2 separate regions of the Mus musculus genome follow, and region 1 is linked to region 2. Evidence: chromatin loops called from intact Hi-C (ENCODE). Cell type or tissue: heart. All regions are shown on one strand. Links, peaks and the distances in the headings refer to the core of each region. The heading gives the core; the rest is flanking DNA.

Region 1 (12,030 bases), core at 2,233-10,232, 250 kb before region 2:
GAAGTATTGGGAGTTTTTTTTAAAGCTTTGGGTAAGTTTCATTCTTCAACATAATAATAAAAATATGTATGTACACAAATATGTGTATAGGACCACGCACACACACATGCCACAGAATGGTAAGAAGGCACAGGTACTTACAATCAGGAAACTACTTATATGCACTCAACTGAATGGAGGTTAAATTGCTAACAAATTTATCCAGGTCTTCCTCAAAGAACACAGTACATATCCAGTCCCACACTTGAATTTATGCTAGTCAAGATAGTAATTAACTAGAATTTGAGAACAACTGCTTGGTTGGCCCAGTGTGATTGATTATGAAGTCCCAGGCAAAAGTAACAATGATCATCTAACTTCCCCGTTTTCACATGCTATGTTCAAGGCACAGAGCTGAGCAATGCTCACCAAGGATGTCACAATGCCATAGAAACCAAAGGAAGATAAAATGGGAAGAAGGCTTGCATGTTAAAATGAAAACCAAACAAAACAAAACAAAAAAAATAGAGAAGTCAAAATTCCCTCACCTTATTACCCACTGTCCTTAGGAAGTGAGAACAAGACATTTGGGAGCAATAGACAGAAGAGGTGTTGCATTAATAAGAAAAAGGAAGAGAGAATTTAATTTATAGCATGATGACCAAATTAAAGACAAGTTTTAAAAGAAATTATATTAGAAATGTAATGTTCATTAATACATGTCTGTGAAGGTATCTGGTATTTAATGGCCATGAGCACACGACATCTGTTGAGGAAACAGGACCCCGTGATTCACCTCAACAGGACCCCGTGATTCACCTCAAGAAACTCCAATTTTCTCACCTGGAAATATAGAGTTCGGTCTGCAGCTGTTTGAGTTCTATCTTTATAATATAATTTGCCTATAAATATTCACATACCAAGTCAATTTTAAGAGAAACTGCTACAAATAACTCTGACAATCCTCATTTTTTATGCAATAGAAGGTATCTTGGGTTGTGGTGACATGCGAATCTTGTGCCTGTCTCCACTCTCCCTGACCTGTACTGCAATCCTTAAGACTAGAGCTGTTAAGCCCATGATCACACCCTAGTCTTGCCTTTGCCCTACTCCCTCTCCCCCTTCGCTCTGGCAAATCCCACAACTGATACCTCTCGTCTCCCTCCCATTCCCCAGGAGCCACTGGCTCTCCCTGAGTGCTGAACTGTCCTGGGGCCTCTGCCCTTGGAGCACACTGCCAATTCTCCTTCTCTAGAAGGCTTTTCACAGACTTGTTGTTTAAGCCTCATCATCTGAATTGTATTTGTTTTTCAATCTGTACATCCCACTGAACTGTAAAACCCCAAAGAATAAGGACTTCGGCTTATTCATCTTGGGGTCAACAGGGCACGGAAGACAGAAAGCGTATTTGCAGAAAGGCTCAAGGAATGATTTTCTACTGAGTAGCCGCATTGAAGACACTGACAGCCACGTCTGTCTGCCACAAGTGGTACAGCTATGGATCAGTTTTATAAGTCAGGTAAGAATCTTAGCAACTCCCTTTGAGCAAAGTTATTGACTAAGCAGATTAACTTTGAGTGAGCAGTCTCAATCACTGGGCTCACGACTCTCAAGTCAGAGTGGCCAGATACAATGGAGGGGGATGGTGTCATCCCTTGACATGTTCATCTGGGTTTTTCTTAATGAGTGCTTGGCTCTGGGAGAACAGGAGAGTGAATGACATACCATGGGCTTCTCAGCCTTGACAGTCTTCACCTGGAGGCACTCTTCCCGCTTTGAGGTAGTGTTGCTCAGCTCCTTCTGCTCACCAAATGCTCCCTGAGTTGGCCGGCCAGGGGACCTGGACTGTGAATGGCTGCCGGAATCTCTCGGGGGTGGAGGCCGAGGGTGCATGTCCCCACGCTGCTTCTTGGTAACATGAGCCTCAGGGCCATGCACAGTCTTCACGTGTTTCCGGAGAGAGCTGGGGTCTGTGTAACGCTTGGTGCAGCCAGGGATTTTGCATACATACGGTTTCTAGCAAATTCCACAAAAAGAAATTGTTGATGAATGGCAATAAAAGTGATTATGACTTGCAGTTGCTCAGTACAATTCTAATTCTTGCAAAAGTACTTCCACAGCATTTAGGTACCTCACAGGTCTAATGACTTAGAAAGCCTATTTGATATTGCTCAGTGTCCATAGAATCTAGCTTAATAGGTATTATTTAGAGAGCTCTGTAAGTAGTAATAGTGTATAAATTGCCTTTACATTGTTGGAAGCATTTATGCTGTGAGTGGAAGTATCATGGCTCTCCATCTACTGATGATGATAATGGAGAGAGGCTTACAAGAAGATGATATCAGGACAATTTTATACATCTTACAGGAGATGTATGTGTGAAGAAATTTATTATCTTGGTTCTGCGATATAATAATTCTTTGCTTTGAAAATGTGCTATTTGTACAAAGGTATTATAATAAGAAGAAATAAAACTAAGCTGCCCAGAGCTGTTCTCATGTTGTTTAATGAAAAGTGCTCATTTGGGTAGCTGGGTAGCCTTACAATTGTTTGGGGTTCAGATGTAAAAATTCTCAGAAGGTCTCTGGTCTCTAAAGTTGTAGCCTCATTACAGACTATCCATATAGCCCTCAAGGCTCATGATGGATTTATGGAAAACCAGTCTCTCAATTTGCTTTCCTCTGACTTTCCAGGTCTACACAAGGCAGAACTACTTCCTTCCTGCTAATTTTATTTTCTCCCTGAGTTGTGTACCATGCCTCCTGATACAGTAGGGGCATTTATATCAAATTATTCATATAGATTACAGAACTGATCCCTTTGTTAATCAGCAATGTTAGAATGGTGATTTTGTTTTCTTGTCTGCCAAAATAGTAGCAATGGGATAATAATGGGATGCTAAGGGCTCGACATCCACAAACTTAACTGACTTCAGATTGAAAACACTAAAACTTCACACCTGTAGTGTGAAAACCTTATACATGTAGCAACCATGAGTAGATAGTTCTTGTTGCTATTCCCTAAACAATATCACAGCTATTTAAATGGCATTTACACTGCAGCATGCATTAGATGTAATCAGAAGTATGAGAGAATATCTATCTATCTATCTATCTATCTATCTGTCTGTCTGTCTGTCTGTCTGTCTGTCTGTCTGTCTATCGCAGCACTTTATTGAAGAGACTCATGTATTCTCAGATTCTGGTGTGGGTAGGGGTTCCGGACATGCTCCCTTGCTGAAAGCCATGAGAGGATTATGTACTTCCATCTCTGTGTACCAGAAGGTGAGCTAGTATATAAGAAATCATCATGAAAAGCATGATTAAAATAATATATCTCTTATCCTTGCTGAACACCCTGTCTTGCAGAATGCATGTCTAAAAGATGCTTTTTCACTAAAAGCCTAAGGCCAGAATGAGAGCAACCTAAAATGCCGAAATTCTGTAACGTAGAGAAGCGAAGATTCCGAACATTATCCTGAGAGACTTTACCTTCAAATGTAAGATTCAGTTGGATAGAATTGATTCCCATTAACTACAAATTATGTCTACTCAGGGGCTCTGTGATTTGCCGCATATACACGACGAAATGAGAGTGCAGGATTTCATGCATTAGGGACAGAAGAATGGCTCTGACAGTTAGTGCCATTACCTTTGGGTGTTTGTATATCAACCCTGTGCTTGCTCAGGGCACTGATGGGACAGGCTGCTCCATCAGCAGAGTGCCTGATGCAGGTGTGTGGGCAAGGGGAGAGAGGACAATGACAGGGCACAGGACGGGGACAGGAAGAGCTACTCTTCCTATAAACACACTCATGTGCATATTAAGATTAGCCTGGAAATGAGTTCACAGCTGATGGGCAATGAGCACAGAGAAGTTCATCAGAACTAGCATTTTCAAGCACACCTGTGACCATGTACCCTTGTATATGAACATGCACATTAAATGTCACCTACAAAACCCCATAAGAACACAGGTTCTTGAAGTTTATGCTTTAAAACAAACCACATAACCACAACTATGGAGCCTGTGATAGCAATACAATGCCAGGATGATAGCAGACACACTAAGGGGCCAACTTCTCATGTCCTGGACATTCATCCTCAGGCATGATGGTTGCCATTGTGACTTGCATACTCAGGTACCTTTGGAAAGCAACTGATGCATTTTCTCCTGACTATACAATTTATCAGACAGAGGAATAAGTTCTTTTTCCACAGCCTACACTAGCTGTGAATTCTCTCACATCAGCCACCCAGGTGCTGGGATTACAGCATTGAGCTACTATTCCCAGATAAATTTTATTTTTCACTGAACATCAAATGAGTACTACTATATGCAAGACTCCTGCACACAAAGATGTGTAACCTCAATAAAAAGATCATTTATGTAATCCCTTATATTTTGTATGCAGAATCTTCTTTTCTGGTAGGAAAAATGAGACCATGTAATCATTTATAGTATAAAGTATGAATCCCAAAGATGTAGACAACTGAGGACTCCTTTTTTGGTTGGGATAATCCTGGGAGGTGTGTCAGTTAATAAAATCTGCGCTTAACTTCCATCTCACGTGTACATAAGATGCTTATAACCACACATGACCCATATAGTAAACACTTGCTCAATGGAGCATTTCTTATGAGGAAGCACTTCAGCTAGGTAGCGAAAACAAAGAATGAGATTCTGTGGAATAAAAGCAATTAACAAGATGATGCCAAAAATGAAGGGTCCCTAGAAAAGATCCTGCTCATGAGTGGTCCGGAGCATGGGCATAAATGTGGCTCCAGGAGGAATACAAACTGTATGATCTAGAATGGGGAGTCCTTTCAGAGGTCACTGCTATACAGCCCAAGGGCCCTGAAAGATCATGAACAAAGTCATAGACAGAGAAATGCCACGACAGCTTTTCTGTTATGTAAGAGACCTGCTGTCTGGATCTACCCTGCTGAATTCTTAGCTCTACCTAACATAGCAAAAAGTCTTCACAGTCATAAATAAGACAATAAATAAACGCAAGTGCGTATCAGGATTTATTTAAGATGGGCTAACTTGCCTACAAGAACCTGGATTTCCAGGACAGGCCTATCTTCTGTATATGTGAAACTGTGCCAGCTTCTATACTCAAAACCTAAGAGTCTCATACATGTTATAGAGAAAAATGACTTGAATGTGAGTGAATCTTAATTAAGTGCTATTATCAAGGTAACCCATTTAAATAAGTTCCTCATTCCTGGTAATAACATTATTGCCCAAGTCATCTTCTAGTTTCCTGAGATGTTCAATTCTCATATAATCCTGTATTTCTTAATCTCATCAAAGAAAAAATAAATAACTAGACCATACCTAAAATAAGCAGATGTCTGTACATGTTTTAAATTCATAAAAAATGAAAATCTATGTATTTGTGCATCCCTGTCTCAATATATTCACTGACCAAATTTCTCTACAGCAGGAGAGGTTGGCCTAAACTTTACAAAAGGAATGAATGCCTTCTTTTACTTAAGTATATGAAAGATAGCTAAATTTAATTACTATGTTAATTGAAATTCCAAGCAGAGGTTTTCAACTCTATGAATTGAAACTGAGGTTGAAAAAAAAAAAAAAAAAAAACGAACTGAGGACATTCTTCATGTTGTGTAATAAACTAGAATATTCTAGCACTCCAAAATCAGCAGCCTGCTATTTCCTTGGCCTTAAGTGTTAACAAATACCAATCTATTTTGTCTCCATGGATTTGCCCATTCTAGACTCCCTAAAATGTTCCGGTGGCTATTATATACAGAAAAAGCTTTTAACATTATAATAAAAAATGAAATTTGTCTTCCTAGGTCATTAACAGGAGATTCAAAATGACCTGTCCTTTCTTATCATACCATGACCTTTCGAAAGAGCTGGGGTCTGTGGACCTGGGTCTGTGGACCTGCAACTGTTGAGTTTCAAGTATTTTAGACAGTGTAGATGATCTCATTAAAGGTCATTTTAATCTGTTTTATTCTATCACCACACTATTCCCCCTACCTCTGCTTAAAGCCAAATGGCTCCTGAGCAAAGTGCCTCACTTGGTTTAGATATTGCAAGGCTGTAAGAGTAGCCTACAACTGATGATGTCATAATGGCCACTCTGAAGTTGCACACATGCAAATTTCTCCATTTGCAACAATGTTTCAAATCAAGCAAGGACACATGTGGCCGGCCTGAACTACAATCTCATTTCTATCCAAAATGAGGGAGCTTTATTAGGCTTGGTATATTCAAGGGAGTTTACAGAGGAGCCAATATTCATCTACAGCTCCCAAGAAGAAGTTCTACGCTTTTAGTCAGATATGCATCAAAGCCTAGCTAATGCAAATCTGTAACCATTTTTATACTTATCAGTAGTCTGGGGACAAATGTCTTAAAAATAATGGCAATACAACACAAACCACTATGATAACAGACTTAAATATTAACTGGGCTTCTAAGAATATCTTCCAAGGTCCTCTGGAATTTAGATCTCTATAAACTGTTTTTAAGCTGTTTGCTTGATGAAAATAATTTTAGATATCATGCATGTGATGAAACTGCTCTCTCCTCGAAAACAAATACAATTGGATGCTTTTAGGAGTGAGCTGTCTGTCACCTGCCACTGTGATGATTCTGAATGTCTTGAAACAGTACCAGGTCTTACTTTGTGTGGGACCATGCTATTAGAGCAGGCAGCCTGAACACTAAATTAAATGCTACTACTGTCTAGCCAGTAGATGGCAGGTCCGAGCAACAGGAAACTAAGTTCAGCAAGGGTTTTTATAGAATTTCTTCTTCGTCTGCATTACTCTCTAAACAGGGTTCATCCTTGAGGCCTCAAACCTTCATCTGCAGACGTGCAGGGCCTCAGAGCCCACTCACAGTTGAACAACCCAGAGAAAATAAAACAGAACACATCTACTGTACCAGATATATGCCACATGGAAGCTTACCTCATTGGAATGTGTTCTGTTTTGGTGCTTGGCCCGATCTGAAGCATTAGAGAAAGCCTTGTTGCAGCCCTCATGCTCACAGACGTATGGCTTCTCTCCAGTGTGAGATCTCAAGTGGGTTTTCAGGTTTTCGAGTCTTGAGTAGGCTTTTGTGCAACCTTCAAACTGAGGACAACAGGTAAATCTGGACCACTCTACACAATAGCAGCTGCAGCTTGTGTTCAGCCCCCTCTCCAAGTGGATAAAAACTTGACCTTTTAAGGGTCAGCAGCTTTTCAAAACCATGGAACAAAAACCCCACTAAACTCTGCATTTATTGGGATTCAGATGTGGCTTGGGGCAGCTGAAGACAAAGCGTTGTCAGTGCCTGTAAAACTCCCGAAGGCTTTTTTCCCCTCCTATTTTTTTTTTTTTAATAGACAGCTCAATGTGGACAATGAATTTCATTATCTGTTCATTGATCTCCTCCAATTCCCACTGATTTCAGATTCAGCACAAAGTTCATTAATATGGCTTTGTGTCCATACAAAGGCATGGAATTTGATCATGTTTATAAAGGCCCTTTAAGATGTAAAGTACCGGGGGCTGTGCAGCACTCAGAGCAACTCTAGAGAGAACTTAGTCTCACTGCAGCCCCAGCCTACTCCAGGGGCTTCTACGCACTGTAGCGACTGAGCAAGGATCGAGGAGACAGAACAACAGGCAGATGAATATGCCTTGCCAAAAGGCTTGGGCTCTTTTTAGATTTCAGAATTTACACAAGTAATATTTGAGACATAATGAAGACACAAGTCCATTTATGCTTCATACCATGTGCACACTAATAGTAATGTTATACAGCAGTTTTAATGCACGTGTGTTGTGAGCACAGTGGTTGTAAAGGTTATGAACAAGGCTTTCTAACTGGTACATTATGTCAGCACCCAGAGCCTTGTGCATGGTAGCTAAATGCTCTGATATGAACTACATCTGAAGCCCAGTGTGTTGAATTTTGTTTTTCATAAAGAATGCTCAACTTAGGGCCTGTAAGATGGGTCAGTGTACAAGCTGTGTAAACTTGACCACTAGAGTTTGATACCTGTAACACACCTAAAGGGGCAATAGAGAATCAACTCCATAAAATTATCCTCTGACCACTACATGCACAAATAAAAAAATTAAACTGAAAAATAAATCAACTCTGTGGTTTGTCCTGCAGTGTGCTGACCTGTGGGAATATGGCAGACACAGAAGGCATGGGCTCGTGGAGCCAGTCACCTATGCCTGCCTGTCACTCTGCAGAGATGGCCTGTTTAAAGCTCAGCACTAAGGTACTCTACAAACAATGCTCTGTCTCTCTTCTCACTACCCTTTCAGATCCTGGGGTCAAGAGCATGCAAACCCCTTGAGAACAGGAAAGGCCTAGAGAGCAAAGTGTCACACTCGCCCGTGTGAGGGGACACTGAGGCTGTCAGGTATGCACTTACTGTACATTTGTGAGGCTTCTCCCCAGTGTGTCTTCTCATATGCACTACCAACATGTACTGGGCTTTGAACGGTTTCTGCTCTCGTGAACAATCAAGCCAGCGGCACACGAACTCCTTCTTTTCTCCATGAATGTGGTCATTATTGATATGCTGGGGTTGAGGAAAAGAGAAATAAAATTAAAATGTGTTAGCCATATCTCAGAGAAACAAAAGGAAGTGAAAATGCTCAAATTTGAGCTTTGAAGATTATACAAATAACTTCACTACATCACAGATTTTTAAACATTCGAGTATATACATTTCTAAGTACATTTACTGTTGGTAACTGCCTGAAGCCAGCACGGGAACCATGATTGGGAGCAGGCTTGGCATCCAGAAAGGAATACTTGACCCTGAAATCTGAAGAACACTGGGAGTACATGGGATATGGGGGTGGGGGAGGGTTGGACAGAACACACATGTACCCATGACTTTATAACAAAACTCAAGAAAATGCAACTTTGGTTTAGATTTGGGACAACATCTTCTTGAATAATAACCCCAGAGAACTATGTGTTAAGAAAGAGAATCTGCCATCATTTCCATCAAGATTTCGAATTCTATTAGTAGGTAAAATTTTTTTCTCTGATTATTTTAAGTGTATTACTGCTTTGCTTGCACATGGTGCCTGGTGTCTGTGAAGGTCAGAATGGAAAATCAGGCCCCTAGTACCTGTTATGGACTGTTGTGAGCTGCCATGGTTGCTGGGAACCAAAGAATCTGGGTCCTCTGCTTTGCAACAAGTCTCTTAACCACTAACCCAGAGCTTCTTCATCTTACTGATGCTGCGACCCTTTAATACAGTTCCTCGTGTTGTAGTGACTCCAACCATACAATTATTTTTGTTGTTACTTAAGTGTAATATTGATACTGTTATGAATGACAATGTAAAGATCTGTGTTTTCCTTTAGACTCAGACAACACCTGTGAAAGGGTCACTCAGCCTGAAAGAGGTCATCATCACCTACAGGTTGTGAAACACTGCATTAAGCCATCTCTTCACACCCAGGCAATTTTAAAAATAAATAAATAAATAATGAATGAATAAATAAAATGGAGGTAAATTTCTCCAAATTCCTCACCAATTCAAGGCTTTGGGGTTAGTTACATCTACATCTTTGGAAGGACACGTGAAGTGCCTTCCAAGAGGATGCATGAAAAACCTACAGTAATACCTGAGGAAGAGCAAGGGAGCTCCCCAGATAAAACTACAGTGGACGGACGTGTCTTTATTGCCAGTGGTACGAGTCTGCAGTGCAGTATTGAGAGCCTGAGTAAGGAACACTGCCAACTGAAAACTAGACCAGACTTCACACTGAGCCCCTTTCTCAAATACCAAATCCAACTGAGTCCATCTCCAGTAAGATTAGTACACTACTTAAATGTCCAATTCTAGACTACAAGGGAAAATTTTGTCCTGTTTTTTTTGTTTTTAATTCTCTGGCCAAGTTATGCTTTATTTGGCTTATTTTAAGGCTACCAGCTATACTTTTTCAAATATACAGATATGTATCTTTTAAAAGTCATCCGGTAATTAAAGTTTTCTTGAGTTCTGTTGCAGTAATGACACAGCATTTGATATGTGCCTGTGAACACTCTAGCTTAGAGACCTAGTGGGAATTTTCTGCTACCAGAACAGGCTTTCTTGATTATTCATCTAGGTGGCTGATTGCCTGAGGATAAACATTTTGCATGAAAAAATAGTTTTCTTTATTGTTTCTAGAAGTAAAAGCTGGATAAAGGCAGAGAAAAAAAAAAGTCATTACTCTCCGCTCTTTGAACGGCAATCAGAATGTCTGATGAACTGCAAAGTAGCAGCATGTAACAGCACACACAGAGACAATCTTATCATGTGGGACTACAGGCAGCAGAACACAGTGACAGCAGAACTGGTCTCCTCCTGAACTTCCTATCCTAAGTCAGCTGTCATAGGAAGCAGTATCTTAGATATCACAATAGTGCACATAATCCACAAAGAGAACAGATGTGCACCACAGGGAACTTAGTGCTGCAATGTGTAGTCTTAGTCAACCACCATGCTTGCGCACTGCCCTGGATGGTCCCAAAGAGAGTCTGCAGATACAACTCTCTCTGACAGAAAAATAGATGAGTACATTGGACCATCCCATAAAGTTGCTATTCTTTCAGTTTTTCTATGATTGGAAATTAACAAATTGGTCCTTGTCCTAAAACACTTGGAAAGAAGATGGGGGACAAGGGAGGAAGGAGGAAAAATGGAGGGAGGAGGATGAAATACAGAGAAAGGAAGAAGCAGAGATTATAATTGGAAATCGCAATTCTATTTGTGCTGTACAGTCCCCAAAGTTTCACATACTCATCCACGGACTGTATCCCAATGCCTAGCAGTTACATAGTATCTGTTGGGTCCATCTGATCTACCATGCTATGGGAATAGTGCCAGCAAAAGACACCCTGAACACTTGTTTATCTTAATACAACTTTGCTTTACCTGGTATTTAATGTACAGCATTTCGTTACTATAAAATTACTCTCAAGAATTCACAAAAGCTTTTAAAGATATCTAGGCATGGCCCACTCTTTCCCTGGGGGAGCAAAGGGATACAAAGATGGCAACAGTTCTCTCCTCTTCATGCCTTCAGGATGGTGTGTGGTAAGCCTTTTGCACTAGGCCCAGCAACAACAGGGAGTGAGGCAGACATAATTTCTGCCCTAAGGAAATTACAGACTCCTGGAGAAAAACGGATAATAACTTAAATTGCTGCATAATTACAGTTGTGATAAGCATTATGAAGGGAAATAATGGGTTTCATAAAAGCATGTAACAGGGGCCCAAGATCAGTGTGGTACATCAGGAATCAGGGGTCGGTACAAATGAAACTACATTGAAAGCAGAACCTGAAAGCTGAATGAAGCCCCACCAGGTGTGAGGTCAGGCTGAGAGTGGAGAAAAGGGGAGACTATGGCAGACACAAGATAGAGAAGCACTCACTGAAAGTCAGATCTTGGTGCCTTTGAGGATAGTGGTGACACCCACAGACAGCAAGAAAGAACTCGCCAGGCAGACCTGGCAGGCTACAGGCAGTGTTGCTGTTTGGCATGGTGAGCAGGCACAAGCTCTCCGAGGGTTAAAGGTACACTGTTCAGATGGTCAGGCACAGGCTATAGGACCAAGGCTCACAAAACCAGCACATTTCAGATCTCCAGCAATAACACTGTGGGGCTAAACCAAAACAACACAGGCCCTGCACATCTACCCCATCATGAACATTGGAGTAAAGTAACTGGAGCTACTCAGGGAGCCACTGGAGCAGCAGGAGGAGGGGTCAACAGTGTCTGAAATACAATAAACGACTAGTTTTCCTGTGTCCTGCTGACACATCTGAAGAGCTGAACTTGAGAGGTCTCCAGAGGCACCCTGGGTCCTAGTACTTTCTTATGAACTGAAAGAAAGAGGAAGGATAACAACTGTCCAGGTCCCCTGACAGTCCTTGCCTGTGGCAGGGTGGGGAAAGCTCTAGACTTTCTCCAGGTACTGAAAGTGGCTAGGAAAAATTTGTATATAACAGTGTCACCTCTAAGCTGGGAGAACCAACAGCACGTCCAGGAGT
Region 2 (12,030 bases), core at 1,450-9,449:
CAGGTCTCCATACAGCTCAGTCATTCAAAGCTGCTGCATGAGGTTTCTCTGCACACTAATAAATCTTTGGAGTGAATTACTCTTTTAAAAAAATCATAAAATGTAATCAGTAACAAGGCTTAATTGCCTCATTCCTTCATTAATAAAATTTGAACTTATCTTTTATCTAATTGATGAGTTTTCCATCTTTTTTTTTTAATGGCAGTATATAATATAAAACACTCTTGTTAGGCATTTTATTGAATCTTCAAAAATAATCTGCTTTAAAAATAAGTGAATATGTTATATATTTTAAATTTATTTCAACAGGGGTTTAAGAATGATACTTGTCTCTCATTGTTGAATTAATTCTAGGACATAAAAATTACACAAGTACACGAATGTGCTATGCCAATAGTTATTGCTGTAGCACCCTTCCCCTCCATAGCAAAGCAGCCCCCCTCTACATGCTTCAGGCCTGCAACCAATCCAATTTTCTTCAGGTACAATTTAAATGTATAGTGCATGCTACAACAAAACTGTGGTAGGATGCCAACAGGGTCCTTAAGAAAGTTTTCTAAATCACTGGAAAGGAGCTTTGAAAGAAAGCAAGGATTACAGTCAGCTAGAAGGGAGGGAGGGGACTTACCTCAAACCAGCCAAGCGGAAATCAGAGCAGTAATTCTACAAGTCGACAGAGTACACTTTCAAAGCTGTAATAGTGTGAAGAAGTGCCGGGCAGCATGGCCTGAAGGCAGCACTAATACACTGATGACTAATGGCTGGGCTAGGGCAGACAATGAATTTGGAGCTTGAAAACGAACAGAAACCATGCAGTACTTTGACAAATGGGCTTTCACAATTTCATTCATTGAATAACCTTTAAACACAAAATTGGCTTGGGTTCTCTTGGGAATGATATGACATGTTGCTGGACAATGATGTAAGTATTTTCTTTTTTAATTATGACTCGTACACAAAATGCTAGCATGCCATATAAGAGGATATAGTTTACAGATACCACAGAGGCACACATAGAACTCAATACAATATCGCCTTTCAGGAGGAGGCCTCAGTGTCCCAGTGCCACCTTATTAACTATGTAATGGCTTTTTCATTCAGCTACTTTAGAAAGCCATAGATTTTCTGAGACATTTTGTCGGGTTGAAACATGCACAACCAGAACAAAAAACACTTTCAGGTGAAACACACACACACACACACAGACACACACACACACACACACAGACACACAGACACACACACACACACAGAGACACACACACACACACACACACACACACAGAGGCAGCTAAGGAATATGTAGGAAACTACTGTGCATTTGGTATTTCAAATGGAAAAAGTCTACTTTTCAGGGGTTAGGCAAAGGGAAAGTGTGGTAAAAACAATCCAGACAACAAAGTTTCCAAACAAATGAGCTCATAAACACTCCACAGACAGCTTCTCTCCAACAGCTCTCCTCCCCTTTTCCAGACATAATTAGCTTTTCAGTTTAAAAAAAAGTTATAAATTTGGCAATTTTTAAAGAGAGAATGAAATATGTAAACAGTCTCTAAATTAACAAGTGCCACTTATTTCAGACAACATAGCCTTCAATGGACCCTAAAAACTTAAGCAAAGGGGATACTAAGACAGGAAGCTTAGCAAGCTCCTAACGCCACTGCTGGAGCCAGGAACACATAGCATACTTAATCTGCAAACTGTGAGAGTCCACAGTGGCTTCAGCAAGATCTAAGGCATGCCCTCAAGGTTTGCTGGGATCTGGGATTAGGGGGCTGATAAGAACCTCTGCTGCCCATGGACATGTTTTTCTTCTGCAGTTAAACACAAATGCATGGAGACATTTGACTGCTGCTTGGCGTTGCTGCTCGAGTTATATAAAAGCTTTTGCAGCTCCTTTTGCTGTCAATATATCAAAGTTTAAAAAAAAAATCATCAAAGTGTGAAATTTCATTTAAAGTCTTCACCAGTCTACAGCTCTATTTCACAGGCCCATCAAATAAAAGTAAAGATGAAAAATACACTGGAAAGTACTTGAGAAAGTTTGCAGCAGCGCCGGGCCCTGTTGCAGTTTATTGTCTGCCTCTATTTGCTTTGAAAGTAGAACAGATCAATTTCCATGTAGAAAACTGACAATGTGGGGTGAAGAGCAGCAGCTTCTCCCTGGCTCTAATGAGAAGACAACCTGAAATCATTATTAGAGAACCTTTTGTTTAACAAATGTGTTTGTATGTGTTGGTTCTGTAGCCATTTCAGCCTTTGATTGCCTCTCGATCTAAAAGTTGGCAGAAAATTCCTTGAATCTTCCAAAGCAAATCAGACCAACCTCAGAATATGAATGCCAGGAGAACTAAAACCTCCTTCAAAGAACTCCTCAGCTAGGGATTTACAACAATTTCAGAAAGGAGAAAAGTCTGACTTTTAAGATAATCTACTATCGTCTAAAAGCATTAACATTCCATTACTAAGGTTTTCCTGAACATTTCATGACTCAATGACTCATGTCTTCGAGACTGATTTTTCTCAGAACATTGCTGTCTCCATATAAGTGAGTGCACACAACAATGAGCATTAAAGTGTTTCCTTTCATAAGCTTCCAAACTGTCCTCAGAAATCGGGGAGGGGAATGCAGCAAGCAGGATGGATGCCTTACGGGGGACTCACTTCTAAATGCCTGAGCCCAGAGGATGCCTGTAACTCTTGCAGCATGCAGGTAATTAAGAAAACTTCACTGGCTTCAAAACAAAGGAGAGTCCAACTTTTAGGCCTTGGAATCCAATTGTTAAATTAACAATGCTTTCATTAAGTAAGCAATGAAATAACGCGACAGAGTTATTTTTCATCAATGCTGAATTTTCTCCTTTGCAAATTAGACATACAATAAAAACTGTAAGGACACTGGAGTTCAATCAAGGAGTGTGTAAAAAGCACAGGGAATTGGTAGGCATCTGAGCTAAGCCTGCCAGTCTATTAGCAATAAAGCAATCTATATCTTTTAAAGTGTTTCTGCCTGTGTGAAATTTCAGCAGACACCTCTCACATTGAACTTATTCATGCAGCTAAACCCAGCCTTCCCTAGGCTGACTTTAAGAATTACGTACCCTGAAAGGATCTCCCCTTAGGCGGAGAGTTTCTAATTAAATAGCTTTTAGTGTAAAATAAACTCTCTGCTCTGTATAAATATGCAATTTCAGCTAATTTAAATGTTATTTCATGTTTGTTTTAAGGTCTGACTATAATCTAACTGGCCACAGAGCTCGTGGACCAGATTGTTAAAGCCAATATTTCCTAACATAAACAAATTCTGTAGATACTCTGCACAGTTTACATTGTTAAAACCAATCTCCACTGCTTTAATATATCCTCTATTGCGCTGCCTTAGAAAAATGAAGTGATTCTGAGGTTATTTCACTATTTTAAAACAGCATTTTCCTGCTTCAAAATAATCTTGACACGTGTAATTAAGAAACTGTCAGACTATTATTAATTTTTAATTTAAAACCCAAATGAAATAATTACAGGAATCAATCAATAAGGCACCTATTCAAATTACAGAGCAATTACATAAATACTCAAAATTAATACTTTAGGCCAGTTCTTGAAGAATTCAGTCTATAACTCGTGAAGACATCAAACAGTGCAAGCTTGTGACATGAGAACGAAGGAAAGGTTTCCCCTAAAATAGACTAAAATGAGATTATTTCAGATGGCAGAGCACAGTTCCCCTTCCCCCAGCCATGCCCAATGCTCTCAAGCTGCAACTCTTTTTCTAGAAGTTATTTCCACCAGACACATATTTCAGGAAAAGAAAGAAAGAAAGAAAGAAAGAAAGAAAGAAAGGAAGGAAGGAAGGAAGGAAGGAAGAAAGAAAGAAAGAAAGAAAGAAAGAAAGAAAGAAAGAAAGAAAGAAAAGAGAAGCAAGCTAGCTAACCAGCCTGCCGGCCTCATCCAAGTTCTGCACAAAATCATTTAGAAAGGGGAGTGGGGGGTTAATCACTTGAATGTTCAGCAGAGTGCACGTACTGGGCTGTGAAAAGCTGTAATTGAGGAGGAGAAGGAGAGGAAAAGAAGGGCACGAGGTGTTTTTGGAACTAATAATACCAGCGGGGCTAATGGCACTGCCCCTGTATTTGCACAGCGGCCGGCCCTCCATACCTCGGACTAAAGAGTTCTTTTACTTGAGGACGACAGTCCATCATTTCAAACTGAAGTGGCAGCTGGAAAATGTGGAACAGCTGGCACAGAGCTGGGAGAAAATGTTTTACATAAATATATGTACATATAAACTGGCAGAGGGCCATGAGCACTGTACCCAAGGCCAGAATCTACAACCAAGTTGGGGGAGGAGAAAGGGTAAACGCGGTGCAGGAAACTTCCCTAAGTGGTCTTTACACACACACAGCCAAGAAAGCCTGGGGGGAGGGGGGGTATGGCTTGGTACTCAAAAAGGTGCACTCCGGGACACAGGCACAAAGTTCACAGAAGGATACTAAGTTCATCAAAGGATAATAAGCAAAGGCCGGGCCGAGTGTGAGGGCATGTGGCCATCTGCTGAAAAGTCGCTTCACCAACTATTCAAATGTATGATCAATATTAACTCTGCCACATCCTCGGGGTCCCACTGCAACTCCAGAAAGTTAAGTGTCCCCAGCAGAGTAGAGTGATCCGTACCCAACTCTGCTCTGTGCAAATTCGGCCTCTTGGTTACCGCAAGGGCCACGGCTACTTTTCTTTCTTTCTCTTTTCTTTCTTTCTGCTCTACCTCTGGAAAGGAAGAGACAGAGTTCCAAATCACGCACAGATGGCACAACTTTCACTTTTCCTCTCCCACCGCGGAGGCGCGCCCTCCATCCGCTCACCCCGCACCCCCACCCTCAGAAGTGAAGGCGGGACCCTGGAGAGCGGGGCAGCGGCGGCTCGGCGCATCCCCAGGCGCTGCGCGCAAGCCAAGCTGCGGCTTGCGGGGGCGCGAGGACCAGCCGCAGCTCCGGACTCCCGGAGCTCTGCGCAGCACTTGGCGAGAAGTAGGCACGGACGCCGCCGCTGCAAACTTGGTCCGCGCGCCCTGGGGCAGGAGCTCTGCAGTCCGGAGAGCCGAGACCCGATCCCCGAGAGCGCGGGAAGGCGCGAGCGCACACAAGCCGCTCCGACGCCGCCGGGAAGCTCGACAGGGAGGGCTGCGGGGCCCGCAAAACAAAGAACTTCAGGCGGGACGTACCTGCGGCTTTGGCTGTCAGGTCCCAAATCCACAGACCTGCGCCGGCGGAGCGGCAGGCGGACTCGGGCTACCGTGGATGGCCTGACTGATCCCAGCGTGCGGCCCCGGCGGGCATGGTGTGGCGTGGGCCGGCGACGGGGCGAGCGGGCGAGGAGGGGAGCGGCGGGCGGGCGGACGAGTGTGCGGGCGCCGGCGGTGCGGCCCGGTCCGCTCCCTCCCGCCGCTGCAGCCCGCGCATCAGTTTCAGGGATCCTGTAATCTGATCCCTCTGAGTCACCGGCCCTGAGTGACAGTTCTGATTTGGTTCAACCGCGGGTGGGAGGAGAAAGAGAAAGAAAGGAGCCCCCCGACCGTCAAGTCGACTTTTCAACGACTAAGGGCCCGTCCAGGCCGAGCGCCCCGGTTGCAAAAGTTGAGCTCCGCCGCGCGCGCCCTTCGCGCTCCCCTCCGCGCGCTCCTGCGCTCCTCCTCCTCCCCGCCCTCCTTCCCCAAGTTTTCACAGATGTGGTCAGACTCTGCTCTCCTTCCCGGCTCCTTCTTCCCTCGCGCGCCCCCACCCCCGCCCCGTCCCTCTAATTTCCGCCACTCGGAGGAGCGCTGGGGGGGACGCGCCGAGCCGCGGGACGACGCCGCCGCCGCCGCCGCCGCCGCCGCCGCAGGGGGCGAAGTTGGTTTAAAAACTTGGGAAGACTGCTCGCCTTACTTTGCTTTCCCGCTCCTTTCCAGGCCGCGCCCGGCGGGGTCCCGCTCCGCGCGCGCGGATCCCAGGGCGCTGCGCTGAGGGGCGGCACTGAGGCCGCGCGTCGGGCCGGGCAGGGCTGGCGCGGGCAGCCGGGAGCCACGCGCTCCACCGCCTCCGCCCCTCCCGGGTCCTCACACAGACACATCCAGGCCTGCTCCTCCTCTTCCCCCTCCTTGACCCCGCGCCCGCGCGGCGCGCCAGGCCCCACCCACCCGGCAGGAGGAAGGGGCCCGCGGGTGATGTCACCCGAGCCCTCCAGGCCTGCGCTCCCGCGCAGCCGAGCAGCCGGGGCTCGCGCGCTGCCGGGCGCTTCGCCCATGCCGCCTCTCTTCGCCCCCCCCCCCCCCAACTCCGCTCTCGGGCTGGACTCCCCTTCCTTCTCTAGAGACCTCTCAGATCGCCACTGCCCCACCCCCGCACACCTCCTGGTACTTTTCCCTAGGCCAAGCCTGAAACTTCCTCTCGCGGGATGATGCTTTTGAAAGTTGAAGACTTTCCTCCCCGTTGCGTTAAACTCCGTTTGGGACGTCTCGCCGTACAGCCTACTGTCCCCGTGGGCCACTTTGCAAAGAACACAAAGACCCGAGCTGGGAACCGGGACTTGAGCTGAGAACCCTGACTTGCACGGGGTTCTTTTCCTTAAGATGCAGAGTGCCTGTCCTTGGTTTCTTTTAAAAGACCCATGTTACTTCAACGGGCCAGTGCACTCATCTCTCTCTCCCCATCCAGGTACTCACCCCAACCTGTTACTTGAAAGGGAGGATTTCAAGGGGGTGGAAGAAAGAAGAAAACCCAAGAGACATTCCAGAATACCGGAGTAAGCAGTTGGCCCACCAGGAGTGCCTTGGTGCTCAGGGTGCTCTGTGGCAGCCGTCTTGAAGGCAGAGTGGGTGGATGAATAGCTATAATAATTTGAAGAACATTTTGAAATTCACGTGCTAAACTGGGGAAAATTTTTAACGGAATTGACAGTGTATTCGTTATTTGTTTCTGGTGACTTGTTGCTTATGACAAAGACAAAAGCAGAGAGTGACTTAAGCTTTCAGTGTGGGGCTCCAGACACTTCTTAGCCATTTTTAAGCTTTCTCTCCGCTACAACACTCTGTAAGGCAAAGAGTGAAACATCCTTCACTCATCTCGGAGTGCAGGAATATCAACAGAGGTAGCCCCAACCCTCCCCTCAGTAACTGGCCCCAGGCCCCAGAGTATTCCCTCAGCCTCTGTAGACTCTGAGCCCACAGTAGATGAGCGAGAAAATGCAGTCCTCCTAAGTCCCGGGACGGCTATGGATCTCCAGTGAGATTATACCTGCAAAGTTATAAAAGACGACATCGTGTGTGAGAACTATTTTCCTTTTTGGTATTTCAAGTTAGTCAGAGGGATGGTGTGTTTCATTAATGTCAGATACATTGTTTCTGGCATTTGGGGCTGCTGCTGCCTCCACCGCGAGAATGTAAATACTGCATCCTGATAGTTTTCTCTGCTTATCCAGTGGCAAAAGGGACAGCCCATAAATCACCGGGCATAAAATATAAATTTTGACTTTTACTTCTTACAGTCTCGCAGCACATTCTGAGTCATAAAGATCTTGATTTGGGGTTCTAAAAAACACTGGAACAAAGAAAAACATTGCAAAGCTTCCTTCCCACCACGCTATCAGAACTTAGCTAATAACCAAGAAGGAACTCCGCTTTGCATCCTAAACTTTGATTCCCTCACCTTAGGAGAGGTGGGCAACTCAGATTGGCTGACAAACGCATGCACGTGAACATGGTTTACAGAAATGGTAAAGAAAAAAAAAAAATTGCCTCGCTGTGAGTTAAATAATGTCATGGAGTTTCAATACATGTTAGCTTCATAACTCTTTTGCCCAGGGAAATCTTGGATACAAATCCCAAAATGAAACAAGAGGAATTCTTGAAGGTGGGGTGTCCTTAAAATTGGAACCTTAAATCTTATGCATCACCCACCTCCTGTCCTGCAGAGGCTCCTAAGTTATCTCTTAACTCAGTAGAGGGACTTCTGTTAATTAAGGAGCCATTAGGTAGGATGCATAGGGAAGAGACTGTTCCTTAATCCATCTGAATCCCACTCTTATACAGTCATTCCTGCCTTACCTCATCACTAGTCATTTCAACTACAAATCTCTTGGGAAATTTTAATGTCATAAGTCCTCTATGTTAGTTTTTTTTGTCAACTTGACACTACCTAGAGTCATTTGGGAAAAGGGACATTCAATTGAGAAAATATTCCATAAGATTCACCTATAGTAAATTTTTTGATTAACAGTTGATGTGAGAGGGCCCAGCCCACTACGGGGCAGTTTCACACTTAGGCTGATGGTCCTGGGTTATATAAGAAAACAGGCAGAACAAGCCACAGGGAACAAGCCAGTGAGCAACACTCCTCTATGGTCTCTGATTCAGTTTCTGCCTCCAGGTTCCTGCGTTGAGTCCTTCCCTTAGTGATGGACTGTGATCAGGACTTGTAAACCAAACAAACCCTTTCCTCCCTAAGTTGCTGTGGCCATGGCCACAGCAACAGATACCCTGAGCTATACTCACAATATTTAAACCTTTAAGATGGATTTATTTTCCATAATGAGGCAAGAGACTTAACAACCCTCTTGTTGGTTTGTCAGCACTGCTGTAGCAAGCGATTATGCAGTTGATGGCTTAAACAAGGCAGGCACTAACTTACATTTCTGAATGCCAGGATGCTAAGTCATAGTGTCGACAGGGCCAGTGTTTGCCTGCAAAGTGTGGGGAAAGCCATCCTTGCCTTCACAGGCTTCTTGTAGGAGCCCCTGATCTGCTTGCTATTCCTTGGCTTTCGGCTACTTCCCATCTCTCTGCCTGGGTGATCTTAAGGCATTCTCCTTGCACTCATCTCCTCTTATGGAGTTGAGAGCTGTGGCCTATGCCACTTCAGTCTGACTTTGTTTTGACTAATTGCATCTACAGCCTTGTTTTCAAATAAGCTAGTTTTCTGAAGTTCCTGGGATGAGCACTTCTTTTTAAGAAGAAGAGGGCACAAGTCAACTCAGCAACGTTGACCCACAGGGGTTTGTTTGGAGGCCTGGGCCTCAGAACACTGGTGTTAAGATGATTGAAACCATTACGAAGTGGAATACACATTGGTTGGCTTGCCTATTGAAAAGAATATGTTAATGCTGTTATAGCCTTAGTTATTCTCAAGAAATCAAGCTTATAATAGAGCAAGGAGGATTCCTTCCAATTCTCTGGCTTCCTGTCTCACTATGTGGGAGCATTAGGTGTGTTCCCACTTCATTAGTGTCATGACTCCAGAGGTCAAACTGTCGAGGACTCTCCATCTTGAACTTTCGGGTCCTAAAGTTCTGCTGAATAAACCCTTTTGCTTTATAAAGAATTGAGCCTCAGATAATTTGTTAAGAACTATTTTTATTCATGTGCATGTGTCTCTGTGTGGGTAGATATACATTGCATAGTGGGAGGGGATACCTTTAGGAGTCAGAAGAGGGCATCAGATCACCCAGAGCTTGAGTTACAGGCATTTGTGAGCTGCCTGGGAACCAAAGTTAGGTCCTCTGCAAGAGCAGTACCCACTTGAACCACTGAGCAACCTCATCCCCTATAATTTGTTATAGCAAGGAGAAACAGACTAATAAGAACAAGAGGATTAAAGTTAATGAAGGGTCTGCAACAGAGAAGACACATTTCAGTCTAACACCAGCTTCCCATGCTCCTCTTTATGCTTTCTCCGTTACATTTCTCATCATAAATATTCTCGTCCTCACCAAGTCTGTGGTTGTTTTGTCTTCTTGTGTAGTTGTTAGCAGTTAATCATTGGAAACTCCAGGAGGATGGTTCATGGACTCTGACGAACCTCCAGTTGGAAATTATGAAATCCCAGCTCAAATTGACTTAAGCTAATTGGAAATGTCAAAATTTTTTCAGTGTTTTATTGACTGGAAAGTCAAGACGTGTGCCTATAAGTTTCAGATAGGGCAGGATCCTGTCTTTGAGCTCTGCTTTATCTCATGAACTTTTTTTAAGCAATCAAGGAAGATTGACAGGAGGCAGGTGCATTTTACATAGTCTGCCCTATAGTTTGTTTCCCCTGCAATGAGAGCCTTCTTCAAGAGGATGCCATTTTCCTCTTTGTTTTGTTTTGTTTTGTTGTTTTGTTTTGTTTTGTTTTGTTTTGTTTTTCGAGACAGGGTTTCTCTGTATAGCCCTGGCTGTCCTGGAACTCACTTTGTAGACCAGGCTGGCCTCGAACTCAGAAATCCTCCTGCCTCTGCCTCCCAAGTGCTGGAATTAAGCCATTTTCCTCTTAGCTAGACAAAAAAGTAACTGCACACAGGCAGACAAGTAGCACTTGATTTCTGAATCACTTGTCCTTCATAAAGGTCACCCTTCCTTTCTTCCTGATTTTGGCCAGACACCTTCTGTGATATAAGACTGATGGTTTTGCTTCAGTTGGTCCAGCAAGGAGTTTGTACACTAGGAATTGAAGCCTTCAGTCCATGCCTCCTCCATGAGCCTCAGTGAGCCAGAGTCACACTAATACATCCTGTGTATGTGTAGCCAAAAGGATTCTCCCACCTTAGCTTACACTTGATCTCAAGCTTTTTATTTTTTTTCCCTCTTCTTTGTCTTTCCCTGTTTCTCCCCTTTCTTCTCCCTAACCTCACTTCCTGTGACCAAAGGAACACCAGAAAAAAATGATGTGCCAGCTGACAATAAGAAAGGAAAGTAAGTGTACTCTCTCCAGGCCTAGCGGCTAGAAAGCCTGTTACATGTTATACAAAAATAACCACTAAGACAAATGATAAAAATCAAGATTGGGGGTTCAGAGGGTGTCCAATGCTGTTCTTAATACCTACATGCAGGTAAATCCATGTGTAAAAATTCAAGCAGAATTAGTCAAACTAAGCTTGAGCTGCCCATTCTGTCTAATCTTACTAAATCTACTCCCAGGGCCTCGATAACCCATTTGTAGACAGCTAATGAAACACCCTACTACAACAGGCTCTGCAGAACTTTTTTTTTTCCCCATTTTTTCAGCTGCTCACACCCATTTTCCAGTCACTGGGATTCTGTACCAGCCTGTATCCATTGCAGGGAAAATATTGAGCACTCCCAAGATGAGAGCACTCCTACAGATACAACAGAATGGAAGGAGCCAAGCTCCCTCATGTCACAGGGCAGCTGCCAGACAGGAAAACGCTTCTAAGGGCATTGCACATGGGCCCTTCTAAGGTCTTCTCACTCAACACTCGTGTAACTAGTTCTTCTGTCTTCCCGGAACATTGGGATTATAAATGGAACCCAGATGTTGGCTGTGTCCTTCTTCACCTTGGAGATGTAGCTATAATTGGCTTGGACTTCAGCCAATACCACAACTTGGGAAGATCTAAAACCCTCTCTTTGAATTTCTGCTAACTTCAGGCTCTTTGGATGCTGCGTGACACTGAACTGTGGCCCACACTAAAGTTTTTGCCTGCCTACGCCATGAGAAACTACTCACAGCAGGTATGAGGGAGCGTGGAGAATTCCGCTGATGATTTAGGCATCTAGGGGATGAATTTTTCTAACCCTCCTTTTCATAAATAAAACAAGCTTTCTCTAGATCTCCAGCAGAGCAGCTTAGTGAGCAATGCTGTTCCCCAGTTGAGCATTTCTGTCTGCTGCACTCATCTGATTCTTCCCTTTTAGCCCAATACCCAATCCACTACCTTGGTGATCATCTCCCATCTCCTTGGCAGCCATGCTCCACATCGATTTTAAGTTTCCCAAAGTTAGGGCAATCAGAAGAGGCCTCTGGGACAAAAGTCTTTCATAATTAGACATGTAAATTGGCGTTTTGGTTGTGCACAGTCTACGTCACTTCACTCATTCACACAGTGTGCCTACCTTATCACTGGAGAATTCTGTGTTTGCTGGTTTTACCCTAAACAATTCACTAACACAAACTGTAGGTTTTACAGACTTTTTTACTCAAAATGAGACTACAAAAGAAGGGATATATGAAGTCAAATATCTCAAAGCCATCAAGTCCAGTGTTTCCCACTGGAATAGATGCT

Evidence for each region. Peaks named below come from ENCODE experiments on the same cell type or tissue, not always from the same donor. Only the 100,000 strongest peaks of a DNase experiment are listed, where the experiment ranks them.
Region 1: a loop joins it to region 2, with 2.0 times the contacts of the local background. A loop is called at or near these places in 6 of 42 quality-filtered maps.

The regions. Positions count from the first base shown.
Region 1 is chr13:15,710,020-15,722,049 of GRCm38, reverse strand. It overlaps Gli3 (GLI-Kruppel family member GLI3), which reads right to left. Exons shown (of 15, transcript NM_008130.3): 11 at 8,402-8,551; 12 at 6,936-7,100; 13 at 1,705-1,995. Among named protein-coding and RNA genes, the nearest start is that of 4933412O06Rik, 87 kb to the left of the region's middle. In heart, for the core only: a CTCF peak has its summit at 6,720 (motif pointing right); no DNase peak of the experiment used is centred there.
Region 2 is chr13:15,457,300-15,469,329 of GRCm38, reverse strand. Gli3 (GLI-Kruppel family member GLI3) reads right to left here and starts at 5,607. Exons shown (of 15, transcript NM_008130.3): 1 at 5,219-5,607. It overlaps Gm6556 (a long non-coding RNA gene), which reads left to right and starts at 4,712. Exons shown (of 1, transcript XR_001780862.2): 1 at 4,712-9,350. In heart, for the core only: no CTCF peak of the experiment used is centred there; DNase peaks (open chromatin) are centred at 4,959, 5,669 and 6,149; H3K4me3 peaks cover 3,747 bases; H3K27ac peaks cover 2,998 bases; H3K27me3 peaks cover 1,714 bases.